Linked DNA regions of Homo sapiens: region 2 is linked to region 1. The links are chromatin loops, found by intact Hi-C in ENCODE. Cell type or tissue: stomach. All regions are shown on one strand.

The links. A loop is a pair of places that touch in the nucleus more often than their neighbours do. Peaks named below come from ENCODE experiments on the same cell type or tissue, not always from the same donor. Only the 100,000 strongest peaks of a DNase experiment are listed, where the experiment ranks them.
Region 2: a loop joins it to region 1, with 2.6 times the contacts of the local background. A loop is called at or near these places in 32 of 110 quality-filtered maps.

Annotation. Positions count from the first base shown.
Region 1 is chr20:11,682,550-11,690,549 of GRCh38, reverse strand. It overlaps LOC107985384 (a long non-coding RNA gene), which reads left to right and starts at 3,184. Exons shown (of 1, transcript XR_004837567.2): 1 at 3,184-4,222. In stomach, no CTCF peak of the experiment used is centred here; a DNase peak (open chromatin) is centred at 3,389; H3K4me3 peaks cover 972 bases; H3K27ac peaks cover 486 bases; H3K27me3 peaks cover 409 bases.
Region 2 is chr20:12,210,252-12,218,251 of GRCh38, reverse strand. No RefSeq gene overlaps it. Among named protein-coding and RNA genes, the nearest start is that of BTBD3-AS1, 300 kb to the right of the region's middle. In stomach, no CTCF peak of the experiment used is centred here; no DNase peak of the experiment used is centred here.

The DNA of each region.
Region 1 (8,000 bases):
GTTCACCTGGATGGGTCTCTGCATCTTACATCCAAAGGGACTGACTGTATAACATGATAGGCCAAATGATCTGCAAAAAAACATTTAGACACTGTGTGAATTGATGAATGAAGGTTAGAAGTCCCAAAATAATCCACTGTTCAAAGAAAAACATTAATACTCCAACTTAAAAAACTGGTTAATGGTTGACTCTTCATATAAACCAGAGAGTTTTGGTGGTCAAATTCTTCCAGCCATCCTTTCCAATGTGTCCATCCATTTACTCATGGCACAAATGTTGATTGAGTGGGTATTTGCCAACTACCATGCCACGTTTGAGTTTCAATCATCAGTAGACTCAGGCACAATTAGATGCTCTCAAAGATCCTAGCAGAAGAGATAAACTACCAAATAATCACTCTGCTGAGTGATTAATTACATGCTGAAACAACAACTCAGAAGAAGGATGGACCAGTTTGAGATTAGGCTGTAAAAGCTGGAGTTAAGGGGAGCTGTCCCTCAGGATTGACACAAATTGATACAAAGCGTAAGTAGGAGTTCATAAGTGTGAAGGTCATGTGATCCAATTTGGATTTTTGCATTGTGAGAACATCAGTCTGTGGAGTAGAGGACAGATCAGGGAGGTTCAGAGGAAGTGAAGGTAAGCTAGCACAGTTTGTAGGCATCAGATCTGTGGTGGTGGCATTGACCATGAAAAAAAAAGGAATGGAAGGAATTCAAGAGTTATTTAAGAGTCTAACTCTGCAGAGTTTGGTGATTACCTATTGGGATGAGGAAGAGGGAGGTGTTCAGAATAATTCCCAGGTTTCTGGCCTGTTTGAAGGGAAGAATGGGACACCTTTTTTTGAGATAGAAAACTCCGAAGAAAAACTAGTGGGTGATAGAGATGAGTGGTTACCATGATCCTGGATTTAGTCTTGCTCACGTTGACTTTCAGGGGTCTTTGAGTGACATGAGTGAGCTAGACCTTACAGAAGAATTCTTGGCTAGAGATTAAATTTAGTGATGAATCTGTGTGTAGGTGTTATCTGAAACCACAGGCATGGATGGAAAGCATGGAGAGACAACAGCAAGGACTGTGTCTTTAGAAATGCTGATGGTGAATTATTTCCAAATGAGGGTGATCATGCAAATGAGATAGGAATGGAGACAGAAGAGAATTAGGAAGAAGCATATCTATCAGTCATGAAATTCAAAGGGATCAGCTGTCAAAAAAAAGGGAATGTTTGAATCCAGTGCTGATGAAAAGTGAAAAGTTAAGTAAGATGAGCCCTGACGTATGTTCACTGGATTTAGAGACGTGGAAGTTGATTGAGTACTGGGGAGAGAAGACAGATTGAATTAGATTGAGGAGTAGGGCAATCAGATAGAAATAAACAGATAACATTCTTTTGAAAAGTTTTAGTATAAAAGCATTTTGGATATCGTTTAAATTAATAGCAAATAATTCTCACCACCTGCCAAATACCAGGTCTTAATTAAGCATTGTGGAGGACTTAAAGTGTATGAGGTATATTTGTCCTTATCAGAAATGTAATTTAATATCTAACACAAGACATTTTCCTGATGAGGATATAGAAATAATTTGTGAAGAGATAAATATAATATTTACTAAGGTTTTACAACATTTCAAACATATCATTTTATTTCATGCACGTAGCCCTGTGGATTAGATAAATTAAATCTTTGCACTGTAAAGGAGGTATATGTTTTATGTCAATAATTTTAGATGTTCTAGGTAAGGAAATTTTAAAAACTAACACCTAACACATAAACATTTTTGATGTATTTTCTTTTAATAATATTCTGTGTAAATTATTAATATGACATTTTACCAACTGAACAGATAAGAAAATCAAGAATCAAACAATTTAAGTAGTTTTCAGAATGCCACTCAGCTGTAAGTTGCAAAATCAGAATTTGAAAATTATTGTTTGATTTGAAAATTTAGACTCTTCCTTCTCCTACCATACTACCTGGTGAATAAATATATGAGATTACCTGCTAGACAAATTGTATAAATTAGACATCCCTAAGAGCAAGGAGAATTTTGGATGGGGAGTGTCAAATATATTTCACATAGCACCTGGGGTTTGAGCTGGATCTTAAAAGACAAATAGGATTTAGATAAGGAAACAGCAAATTGTGCACCTTGGGCCAAATCCAGCCCACTACTTTTTTCTGTATGGTGTATAAACTAAAGAGTGTTTTCTTCATTCTTAAATGTAAAGTGTAAAAAAAGGTTATTAATCTTTTAGCAATATCAGTTGCTCCATTTTGCCTCTGGGTCCACGAAGTTTTAACTATTTACTATTTGATCTTGTATATAAAAAGCTTGCTGACCTTGATTTAGAGAAATACATGAGGGGTGGGGCCTCAAGTTAGAACAATGCCATCAGCCTATTTCTAAAGGAAGAAAACACAGGGGAATATTCTGGGGAAAGGGAGTGAACCAATCTAGGAAAGCAGAAGATCCATGCACTGTGGTCAGGCTCTCGGCTGTCTTTATTACTAGGCAAAGAAGAGTGGTCAATATTTTCCTACGTAAACATTTGCACAATTATCCTATCAACTAGATTTTGAGGCTCTCCTGGGCAATAATCATTTTTTTCCTACCTGTGTTTCCCAGTAGAGTCTCACACATGGCTGGTCACAGACTACTGGCTCAATCAATGTTAGTTGACAAACAGCCTCACATCATGTAGACAAGCTAGTTAATCATTACCAATGTCCTTTCCTCTTTAATTGTCATACACTGAGTCATAGCCTTTCCTCAAATACATCACTCTCAGGGACAACAAAATGTGTCCTTCAGTTGTAATAAACGGTGGGAGAGTGCAGGAGAGAAAAAGGTCCCAGCAATTTCTGATGCCGGATGTGCACCTAATTGCAATATTGACAAGAGAAAAGATGGGCCAATTTGAGTGTGCCAGTGTGATCTTCCAGCTGGATTATGCCATTATAAACAAGACGGGCTTGCCTACGTTGGAAATAAGGATGTTCAGTTTGCAGTAAATTCTGTTCAGAGCCCAAAGTTGAGCCCAGGGACCCCAGCAGCATAATCAAGGCCGTGATTGATGAGATGTCAGCGACTGTTAGACATAGTGTGTGACGCATCCAGTCACGGGGGACCTGAGTGTTTGTCATAATGTCACAGCACCTGCTGCTGCTGCTACCTTGGGGTGTTGGGAAAAGGGATGCGCCTGACGTGGCCGTCCCCTCCCCCAGCGCCCCGCAAGTGTTCGAGAGGAAGGCCGCGGGGGTATCTGCCATCAGGAAAGACAAAATGGAGCCACGCAGGGGAAAGCAGCATGGGGTGGGGGAAGGTGGCACGTTTCCGGCGCAGGGAGAGGAAGAACAGGTGCTCCTCCAAGGAAGACTGCCGCTGCTCCCCGGGCCCTGGCAGCCTGCCCCGCCGCAGAGCTGCGCGCACGCCGGCCTCCTGGCAGCGGAGCCCGCGGCGGAACCACCACAGCGAAGCATTCTGTCCCCTCGCAGCTGCTCTCCCAAAAACTACAGGTCCTCCAGGAGGCCGAGATAAACCTACGCGCAGCCTTGTCTTCCGGGAGAGGAGAGTGCCTGTTTCCCTACGCGAAATGATGTTTAAGATCCCTGCCCGAGCCCCCAGTCCCGCAGTTAAGCATCAACTGGCCGCCTAACGGGATTGTTCTTCCGCTTGGCATTTGCAAGGGATGGATTTTTCTCCGTTCTCTCCTCTGCCAAGTTTGCCTCCTCTGAGGCTCTCTGGGAGGGTATTTGTAACTCTGCAGTTCAGTTTGAGGAAGGAAAAAAAAATAAGACAATTTTCCAAAGCAATCGTGTGGTCTTTAAAATATTGTTATGTAAATGAATCTAATGTGTCTCTAAATTCATTAAGTGGGTTGGAGGGTTACTAGCCCTGGAGGGCCCCAGCGAAATTGGCAGAGACATTTTCACTGTCTAGGTTGTGGTTGTTGACCTTTTCTTCTGTCTTGCTTACCCTTTCCTAGGGAGGAGGCAGGAACTCGAGGGGCTTATCGGAGTGGCAGAAGGAAAGCCCCCACTGAAAATGCCTGTTATGCGCCTTCTGGGAACCGTCCTCCTCTTTCACTTCCTCCCAGCCCCAGCTGGAATTCCCAAATGTAGCCTAAACCAGTACCATACCTGCTAGACAAATTGTATAAATTAGACATCCCTAAGAGGGAGGAGAATTTTGGATGGGGAGCAAATAAAGGAAAAGGAAGCTGCCAAAACAGTGAGTCTTGGTCAGAATTTCACAGTCATTTCTCAGGTCTGGGTTGGAGGATGTAAACACAGGGGAAGTCAAGACAGATTGTTGCCATCCTAGCTACTTTTTGTAATTGGGAAGCATGTAAAGATTGACTCCTTTTTCTTGCGTCCTTCAAAGAGCACGAAAAGTGGGGCAGTAAGTATTCAAAAGCATCTGTTTCCTGCCTGAACCCCTCTGAGTACCAGAGGGGGCCAGCAGAAGAACCTGCCATGGTCCGTAAACATGCAGGGAAGGCTGTGACATAGGAAGCCAGGCCCACAGCTGAGCCTCCCAAGGATGAAGATAGGCATTCATCGAAAAACTGTTTTTGTGTTTCTTCCAGTACTGCTACTTTTTAAGTATAATTTACATACAATAAAATGCAGATTTTTAAGTATACTGATCTATGGATTTTGACAAGTATGTACACCCATGGAACCCACCACCCATCAAGAAACAGAACTTAGGCCGGGCATGGTGGCTCACGCCTGTAATCCCAGCACTTTGGGAGGACGAGGCAGGCGGATCACCTGAGGTCAGGAGTTCAAGACCAGCCTGACCAATATATAGTGAAACCCCATCTCTACTAAAAAAAAATACAAAAATTAGCTCGGTATGGTGGCACATGCCTGTAAGTCCCAGCTACTTGGGAAGCTGAAGCAGGAGAATCGGTTGAACATGGGAGACGGAGGTTGCAGTGAGCCGTGAGCCGTGATTGCACCACTGCACTCCAGCCTGGGTGACAGAATAAGACTCTGTCTCTAAAAAAAAAAAAAAAAAGAACTTGTTCATCACTGCAGCAGATTCCCTCGTGCCCTTTGTTTCAATCTTCCTCTCATCAAAGGACACCTCTGATGGATCTGCCTTCTGTCATTACAGATTAGTTTGCATTTTCTAATGTCATATTAATGAAACTACACAGTATGTAGTCATTTTCTGGCTTTGTTTGCTTAGAATGATGTTTTTGAAGATCACCCATGTAGGAACATATATCGAGAGCATCTATATGTAGTTTGTTTCATTTTATTGGTGAGTAACATTCCATGATATGGTTATACCGCCATTTGTTTATGCATTCATCTGTTGATAGACATTTGGGCTGTATATTGGTTTGTGGCTCTTATGAGTAAAGTTGCAATGAATATTCTTTTAGATTTATCTGGATGGATGTATCTTTTCAGTTCTCTTGGATAAATACCTGGGAGTGAAATTGATGGGTCATAGGGTAGGTGAACGAATTTAACATTATTGGGAACTGCCAAACAATTTAGCAAAAGGTTTGCACCATTTATCATTCCATCACAGCAGTATTTGAGAGTTCCAGCTGCTCCACATCTCCTCCAATTACAGTATTGGTATTGCTAGTCTTGTTTGCTTTAGCCATTGTAGTAGGTGAGAAGTAGTATCTGATTTCAGCCAAACATTTTCAAAGCAGTCATTTTCCTGGGGACCTATTGCTGAATTCTAGCAGATTTTTAGCTGGGCTATGAAAGGTAGAATTACAATAGGAAAAAGGTTTATATTTAGAGTCAGTCTGCATATTCATATTTTTAAAAGAAAACCTCTAAGCAGCAATTTGAGTTTAATATTTCTCCCCAGAAGTCTAGTTTCCTTAACAGCTGTTTATAAATATTTACCTTCACATTTTTAATGACGACAATGTATATAGCACAAATACCAGGAGCTTTAAGGTATAAATATTCAACACAGAGGTTTCCAGTTGTTTCTATGTAGGACACAGAGACCTGTCTTCACATACAGGTCTATGGAAGGCTTGCTGGCAGTAAAGGTGGATAAGAACTGATGCCCTAGAGAATAAACTTCCCTGGTTTGGGTCTTTTCTTTGCCAGGGGTGTGATTTAAGGCAAGTTATCTTGCCTCTGTAATGTATCATAATATCTGATATGGTTTGACTGTGTCCCCACCCAAATCTCATCTTGAATTGTAATCCCCATAATCCCCATGTGTCATAGGAAGGACCCAGTGGGAAATGATTGGATCATGGGGACGGTTTCCCCCATGCTGTTCTCGTGATGGTGAGTGAGTTCTCAGGAGATCTGATGGTTTTATAAGCATCTGGCATTTCCTCTGCTTGCACTCACTCTCTCTCCTTTCGCCTTGTGAGGAAGGTGCCTGCTTTCGCTTCATCTTCCACCATGATTGTAAGTTTCCTGACGCCTCTCCAGCCATGCAGAACTGTGAGTCAATTTAACCTCTTTTCTTTATAAATTACCCAGTTTCGCCAGTCTCAGGCATTTCTTTATTGCAGCATGAGAACAGACTAAAAAAATACCCTCCTCCATAAACTGGGATAATCATATATCTACCTCCTGGGCATGCATCTAAAACTTGAAACCACTGCCTGGCACATGGGAAATGCACAATAAATGCAAAAACATTCAAAAAAGCTAATTTTTAAAAGTGATTTGCCCTCTATCATTCTCCTTTTCTCCATTGAACATAACTGCAGGGCTGATCTGGCATCTCAAGGCCACCTGGAATGAAGTGCTGAGTCTAAGGGTCCATAGGCAGCTGGCATGTGATGTGATTCCAAGCTTCTAAAGAAATGCTCAGGAGAAATATATCTCTGGAAATGGGACCTGGAGGGATTTGTGTAGCCTTTGATATTTCATGCACACTTCAGTGAAGCTCCTGAAATTGTGTACAAAACTCATAGGATTTTTTTTTTTTAACCTGTAGCTTGCAGCAGATTCTCCAAGGAGACTGGGACCTCAGGGTCTTTTGGATCCACTGCAAAATAAGGTAGGACCATTGAAGGGTATGGAACAGATTTTGGAAAAAGAGAGTATTAGGATTGAGCTTCAGTTCTGCAACTTTTCAGCTAGTTGTTTCTGACCAAGTTACTCAATTACTCTAAGTCTCAGTTTCCATATCTTTGAAGTTGACATCATAGTATTTTGTATCTCACAGGGTTACTGAGAGGAATAAAAAGATGACATGGGCTGGGTGCAGTGGCTCACGCCTGTAATCCCAGCAATTTGGGAGGCCGAGGCGGGCAGATTGCCTGAGGTCATGAGTTCGAGACCAGCCTGGCTAACATGGTGAAGCCTCATCTCTACTAAAAATACAAAAAAATTAGACAGGTGTGGTGGCGCACGCCTGTAAGTCCCAGCTACTCGGTGGGGCTGAGGCAGGAGAATTGCTGGAATCCGAGACGCAGAGGTTGCAGTGAGCCGAGATGGTGCCACTGCACTCCAGCATGCATGACAGAGCAAGACTCCGTCTCAAAAAAAAAAAAGAAAAAAAAAAAGACATGATTGACATTCAGGAACTGGAACCTAGTAAGTGCCAAACAAATATTAGTTCCCTCCCCATTCACTGACCTAGATTATAGAAAGCAGGCTTAGCCTCTGTTAAATTGCAAATGACTTTGGGAAAGATAATAAATTAATTAGCCATTCTTGCCTTAGTATGAATGTACCAAATGTTTTCTTTAAAACAGAAATCTTGCCTCAAATATTAACAGACCACAGAAAAGAAAATATACAAAGACAAAATTACTTCCATTTAGAGAATTCCCTTAAACAATAATATTAAATTAATGGATAAATTTTGAGACCTTTCTTTTGCATTTCTGTCTCTTTGTACCTCTAAGATCTCTATTCATAACTATAGCAGCCCAAATATATGTATCTTTAGATATCAGAGTCCTCTTATCTTTAACTCAAGAGTCAGCAAACTATGGCCCATTGTCTAAATCCAACCTATGGCCTACTTTTGTAAATAAAGT
Region 2 (8,000 bases), 530 kb before region 1:
CGTGATTTTAGTATATGAGAGAGATTAACTCATTAAATCATAGCCCTGTTTATCTCTGCTTAACATGTAGACTGTCTTAATAATATCCAGCGTGATGTCTACAATAATGATTTCAGATACTTGCCACCTTTTCCTCCAGTGGTCACAGTAGTAGCTAAAGATAGTCTTTTCTCTTCTTAATCCCCAGGGCATTTCACATGTTTGTCTTTTAACATACATCTCTCTCAATGTTGATCTGGAATTCTATTTGTATATTTTTTTCTCTTGTGAAGTCATAAGATCTCGCCAAAGTCTCACACTAAGTCTTGGTATAGTAGGAGCTTTAAAGTACTTGCTGAATAAATAAAAATAGCCACAGGGTGCTTGTGTGAAAGTAAATTAGTAAAAAAAACTCTAGATAATACATCCTTCATCTTTACAAGATAGCCTATAGATTCATCTGAACTCACACAACAATACTGATAATGTTAATGACCAAAACAGTAGAGCAGCCCTGTTCCAGATATGTGCAATTTATTTTTCCAAAGAACATAAAACCTATAACCTACTTTCTCAAAATATTTTAAGCATTTCCATGAAATTATGCAATGTAAAGATGAGAGAGCACAGGAAATGCTACACAAAACACATTTAAATCTGGCCCATATCCATAGTTCTCCCTTGACTCAGGGAACAAAACCAGCTTTGACTACAATACCTAATGCAAATGAATGGGAACTTCACCCTTCAGTCAGATCCTTAGGGGAGCATATTCATTTCCTTTTCTTCCCATTCCCTAATTAGAATCTCTTACCCAGTCACTCTGCCACCAGAATTCTTTGCCTGACTCTGTAGTAGAAGTAGAGTTATGTTTTTCATATCTACATATTGATTTCCTTTGGGCACCTGGCTGAAATTACAAAGAACTATCCTTGCTAGTTCATGCCCCTGTCGAGCATGAAATCAATTTTGTGACAATCTCAAAACCCTTTTCTGTCTATGGTTCCTCTATTCTATTCATTAGGGGTACAGCAAAAGTAGTTTTAAAGCAAAGATATTTTACTTAGTTTGAATATGCTGCTTGTAGATGGTTTAAATTTTTAAGTGAAATGAAGATTCAGAGCAACACAAAATTATGTAGGATTTGGCATACTATCTTACTTTTACACAGTGGAATAGCCTTCCTCTTTGTATAAAGAGTAGCTTTATGAATTCTTAGAATTCATGAAGAATTACCTGTTGAAGCAGAAAATACCTGTTTTACCAATTTATTTAAATAATTGGTAGCTATTCCAGGATATGTTAAAAACGTTGATATAACATCATTAATTGCACTTATAAATTTTCTTCATGATTAATGGATTAAAACAGTGAGTGTCAACTTCTTATAAAAATATGTCTTCAGTCAGATTTTCTAGAAGCAGAGCCTGAGGCAAGGGTTCTTGACCAAGCGACTTACTGAGCAAGAGCTCTCTGGATAACGGAAATAAAGGAAGCAGGACAGGGCAATGATGTGGAGCCAAGCAATGATGTGGTCTTAGCTGGAGTCCAGCCTAGGTCCCACAGGGTGCTCTGGAGCATGCGTGCTACCACAGAGTTGGTCCAACTGGAGAAAAGAGAGTCAACTTTTTTGTCTTCCTTACAGGTCAGTCATTAGCTCTGGGTTGTCCGCAAGGGGAGAACATAGAATCTCTCAGTTATTTCTAGGTGAGATGACTCTCATAGGCTGACAGGAACCCTCTGGAGAAGGAGGCAGCTGGGAGCTGTTAACAACTTCTGCTTGTAGCAGCAGGTATTGGTACTCTAACCCTGCAAAGTGGACCTGGGCAGAATAGCAACAATGTCTGCTACCCACACTTTCAGGACTAGCCTAATCCTGAAACAGGCATACCAGGATCATGAGAAAGATAAGCTCCTACCCTAGTTTTTAGAAACCAATCATGATAGGTCCATACCTGTGCTTGTCTAACACACAGTCCCTTGCTTCTTGTAGTTCCAGAGTACTTAAAATGTGAGAAGATTCTATTGAGATGTGCTGCAAGTGTTAAGTAAATAGTAAAATATCTTGTTAATTTTTTTATGTTGATTATATAGTGAAATAATTTTACATATTAGGTAAACACAAATACAGAATCAACTCTTCATAGACAGGTGAAATAACACCGAGCTTGAGTGAAGATAATTAGTAAACTGCCCTCTAGTAGTGAATGAAGACCATTTTATAAGATTAAAACTCCTTCAAAATGCCTTCTTTAAATGGCTTGCCCTTAAGTATGGTGAGTGTAAATGGAGGATGATGGAATGGCTCTCTGCCCTTAATCCACAATTTATCTGCATGTAAATAAAACCTTGAATGCAACGCAGAGCTTAAATTAATAGAGACTTATCAAGAAGTCAAGAGAAGTACAGTCCAGTGTTGATGCAGGTGCTCTACAATATCATCCAAAACCCAACACCTTTCACATTGAGTTACACTGATTCCTTAAAGTTGTTGGCCTATTCCTGCCTCACAGTCACAACATGGCTACCACACCACAGGCATCTCATCTGTGTTTCAGGGCAAAGGAAGAGAAGAGAGTAAAAGAACAGAGAAACATGCCAGCCAAAACTGTTTATTTTTATCAAGAAAACAAGCACTTTCCCAGGAGTTACACACACGTATTTATTCTTAGATCTCGAGAGAACTGGGTCACATTGCCACCCCTGAATCGATTACTAGCCATGGGAAATGAGATCATCATGATTTGTTTAGAACAGCACTGTCCATTAGAAATATCATGCAAGCCACATATGTACATTGTAAATAATTTAGTAGCCATATTTAAAAAGTAAAGAGAGGTGCAATAAATTTTAATGTTTTATTAATTATATTAATTATTGATGTATTCATATGATCTAGTATATCCAAAGTATTATTGTTTCATTACATAATCAACATAAAAATTATTAACAAGATATTTCACATTTACACTTGAAGTGCATCTCAGTGGAATCTATGCACATATTAAGTACTCTAGCACTACAAGAAGCAAGGGACGGTGTGTTGGACAAGCACAGGTCTAGACCTATCATGATTTGCCCCTGAAAACTAGGGTAGAAGCTTATATTTCTTGGGATCCTGGTGTGGCTGTATCTTGAGAAATCATGACTCTGAAATAAGATGAAAGGCGGCATAGAGGGCTGTCGATATTGGGTAGGGAAGAGACAATGTTTATTCCAGGGCCCATCTAGCATCTCTACTGACCTGTTTTAATGGATAAAGTCTCACCATTTCTAGATTTTTCTATGGTTGGCTTTTCTTAGTTAGAACTCATATTCTTGAGGGATATCACTGAATATGAATGCTTTTCGTGATATTATAGCTCTTCTCACATCTAATATCAGAATCCTGTAATAATGAGCCAGAAAAGAATGCATTTGGATGTATTTACATAATCTGCAGCATGGACCATTTAGTAAGAGCAGATTATAAGTGAGGTGCCGTGTACTGTAGGTGATGTGGGCTAAGGTGAGTGAGGAAATACCAGGGGAGCCTGAGCACATTGAGCTCCTATTGGGAAGAGCATATAGAACTAAGCAGTCAACTGGACATTGAGACTCTGAAATAAGAAAGGAGACAGAGCTTCCTATTTCATATTTTGCTTATATTCTGATTAGGTATTTATACTGAAAGAAGGCCAACCCCTTCAATGAGACCAAGGATGAGCTTTATGATATTCCACATTTTAGCAGATACTGTTCTTAGCCCATCCTGGAGGACATCTGCAGCTCTGGAGGTCAATTCCTGACCATGCAGGCAGCTTCCTACTCAAGCCTCCATGTCTACCTCTGTTTGAGGTCTTTTGGCAAATAAGCAGCTCTGGTTTAAAACGCTGAAAGTTCTGGGATATTAACGTCCCTCAGGGTTACCTTTTAACTAATTGGGCATATGAGTAAATAGATAAATACCCCTTCTTCTTCAGTTCTTGGGGGATCAATGATAAGCATACTTTGTACAATCTCTCTGAAGGTCTCAATAGGATTGAACCTCAGTTACCCACAGAAATGGCTTACTCATTAATCTCCCCTTCATTGGCCCTCCTTCTTCTTCCTTGTGCTTCTTCAAATCACATCACCAAATACGTCCCCACTCAAACCCTTATCTTGGTGTTTGCTTTTAGGTAAATTCTAAAATCAACACTTTGTACAAGGGATAATGTCTCAGTATAGTAGATTATATCTTGAAAATCATGACTTTTTAAATTTTTTACTAAATTATATTTTGAAGCCTAAAACTACTAGGCATACTTTCCTCACCCTACAGTCTCAAGAAATTCAAAAAATAGGCCATGCTTACAAAAGAATCATGTTATAAGTATTCACTTTTGAGTAATTTTTTTAAAGGTAGGAAGAACTGGTTAAAAATTCTTCTTAGTATCCAGGTGCTCTTTGTTTCACCCTACCAAATCTAGAATATGCATGCAAATAGGGTATGTGCTGTGCTGATCAATATGACAAGCATGATCCATACACGGCTAAATCAACATTATGTTAAATTTCAATTTCTTAGTTGCACTGGCCATACTTCAAGTACTCAATGGCCACTAGTGCTAATAGCTACTATATTGGACAGTGCAGAAAATCTCTAACGGACATCACTATGCTAAGGTCTCACCATTGGCAAATACAAGAACAATGCTTCCTCTTGTTCATGGTAGATAGGCTAATTAATCATGCCACACTTACCCTTGAGATTTTCTTTAGCTTCAGTTTTTCTAAAATCAAAACTCCAGATTGTCACTTATTGGCTTAAAAAAACAAAGGTTTAGTTCTTTCTTGGAAAAATTGTGAACGGTTCAGGTGACCCCCACAGTACAATCGTTCTCTTACAGAACGATTCTCTTACAGTGCTGAAGCACTCTGTAAGCTACCTCCATCAACTGGGGGCTCGAATAGTTTTTCTTAAAGGCAGGACTTGTTAAGAACAGAATGTTCTAGAGTATTTTAAACTGGCTACATGCTGGGAAGTATGAAGGGATATTTCTCCAGTCTTTACTGAGTACCCAGTAGTGCTCCTAGAGATAAAACTACAAAAGCCTAAGTGCCCTCTAAGGCTGGGTCCCCATGGCCTTTTTACCTCTCTGACCTATTCTCACCAAGCCTCCAGCAATTCATCAATGACAGTTATGGCTTTTCTACCCTGGTACTGGTTCTCATGAACAGCAGTTTCTCTTTGTGAATTTCTGCTCTGGTAAATTATAATTTTCTGTATCTGCCTGTCTGTTTCTTCAATTTTTAGGGCAGCAGTTTGTCCTGTGACCTCAATTCTCCGATAGCTAAGAAGAGTTGTTGATTTTCAGTTTCCAGTTTTTTACTTGTTAGGATGGAGTGACAGCTTCCAAGCTTCTTACCTGATGGACAGAAACCAAGATGCACTTTCTTTCTTTCCTTCTTTTTTTAATGAGTTTTATGTTTCTATTATAAGGTAAATGGACTGTGTTGCTTTCTGCCCTGCCCCTTTATTTTTCTTTTCCCACTCTGGACGTTCTGAGCTAAAACCCTCTCTACTATTCTGAATAAGAGTGGCTTCTTTTACTAATGTCTTCTTCCCTGTGGTTATTAACTTTCTCCACCCCAAGTGCATTGGGCCTAAAACTCATTACCTCTCAAATGTTCTCTTTACCCCACTTACAAAAGAAGCTGCTACAGCGACTTAGAGTCATTATGAATTCTTTCTTCATACAGTGATACATCACTTCATATCAAAGACTTATTAGGCGTATGCTGCAATTTCAGGTCAACAAAAAACAAAAACAGTGAGGAAATTGCCATGGCCATTTGAACTTTGATATCTGCTATTTATTTATTTGTATGTCCCCTGCTGGTCCAGTTCTCACAGTACAGTTTCCATATTCAAATTTTTATGACTTTGAAATAAAAAAGATATTGATTGGCTTGCCACACAAGGTGCAAGATGTTCCATTTGGTTATTTCTGGACAGCCAGGAGCAATGTCAATCTGTTCACTCTCTTCCTCCAAACCCTATTCTTCCCAAGTAAGGCTCTGTTGAAGAATCTTCTCTGTTAATTTACTGGAAGAAGGAATAAAACTCAGCTAGAGGTGATAGGTAATAGCAGATTGCTAAGCCTTCATTATCTGTAATTTCATAGCTTTGTACTGGATATTACTAGTAGTGTGAAACACCAAGAATCAGTCTGACTGTTTTTTGGGTTTTTTTTTTCTGTATCAATTTTCCCTACAATTGGCTTTTACATCAACTCATGAATAGTTAAAATATATTTGCCTCCTGCTTCCTCCTGGACATTTTTACAGACTTGCTGGCTTTAAGCAGTCACATTACAGCAAACCCAGTGTTGCCTTGCGAGGCCAGGGAACAAGCTCTCCTAGTTAATCACGTTGCCTGATTAATAGAGACTCACAGATTTTCAAATAATTAGGAAATACATCTAACAAACGTTCTGTGTTTAACAGAATCTAATTTTCTTTGATGACGCAGAGAGCATTTTTACATCTTGTGCTACTTAATCATCATTGCTAGGAAAATCAATTGCTAGCTAAGCAAGATTTCTAATTGATACATGCCGATAAAACAGCTTTTAGAAGTCAACACACCAAGCTCTGTTCTTTTCAGGAGTCTCTTATGTTCTCTACAGTTTGAACCACAGCTGCATGTGGTCCTCTGTGATATCCCAGGTGACGGCGTTATCTAGGGGAACTCATTTGTATCCAGTGTGCATCTGTGTTTTCATCTTCTTCCTGTTTCCCTTTGCTTGTTCAGCAAACATTTCCTGACTATCAGCTCTGTGTCTGGCACTCTCCTGGACCATGGGGGCACATGATTCCTGCTCTCATGGCGCTTAGATGCTAGGGAGGACAGACAGAAAAGTATTCATTCACCAAATGCACATGCCACAGAGCTATGAAGAAAATAAAACCAGGCCACTTGAGAGAGAGTGACCACGGATGGGGGGCTCTCTGTAAAGGTGGCATCTGAGTAGAGGAATGGAGGGTTGATGGAACATGGCATTTGATTATCTGAAAGAAGAACATGCTGAGGACAGAGGAGATAGCAAGGGCAAAGGTGCTAAGAAATAAGGTTAGGATATGCTGGCAACAGATATGGTGGAGGTGATTGCAGAGTTCGGTGGGCAAGTAGGAAGCTGAGTTTAGAGACAAAGACAAGCATCAAATCAGGCAGTGCTTTTCCATCACTCATGTTTGGTTCTCTTAGTCTTGTCTCATGTTTATAAGCATCTCATACTACAGACACAGCCAGATCCTACCCACACCTTGACAAGGTGGCAGATCTGGGCTTTCTCTAAAGACTGACTTAGAAGACAAACCTGGAAACCAATAAGGGCTTGCCTCCCAAGTCGACTAAGTTGGCAACCTCAGATATAAAGAACCTAAAGCCACCTTTGTCAAGATGCCAAAAATGTCACAGTTATAAGCCAGTGATTGCCCATAAAAATGCTTCAGTATATCACATGTTACTGTGTGTGTTGCCTAATTGAAGGCAATATCCATTTGCTAATCCAGAAAACACAGTCAAATGTTCTCAACCAGCACGTTTCAGGAAGGGCTTTACTCTAGACATGGCTACTTCAAGCCAGCCCCTTATTTCTATCGGTGATTAACAGAAATATGGTAGCACATTCAATGTCAAAAATGGGTTTGTATTGCTGAAACTATGTCTTAAAAATAATGGATATTATAAGTGTGCTCTTACTGGCCAAGTTAAAGGTACTCAGGATATGTGGAGTCATTCTTGGGACTCTTGTTTCTCTACATATCTACTCTAATCATAGAGGCTTTATCAAGTCATTAGAACAACCTTTTTCCCTTTTCCATGGCAAACCTTGTCAGTTTGATGTCTTCCGGGACAAAGGTTGGCAAACTCCTGCCCATGATCAAAATCAAAATGCAGTCTGTTCTTAGTTCTTTTATAGCCCAGGAGCTCAGAATACTTTATATATCTCTTAAAGATATATATATCTTAAAGATATCTTAAAGATATATAT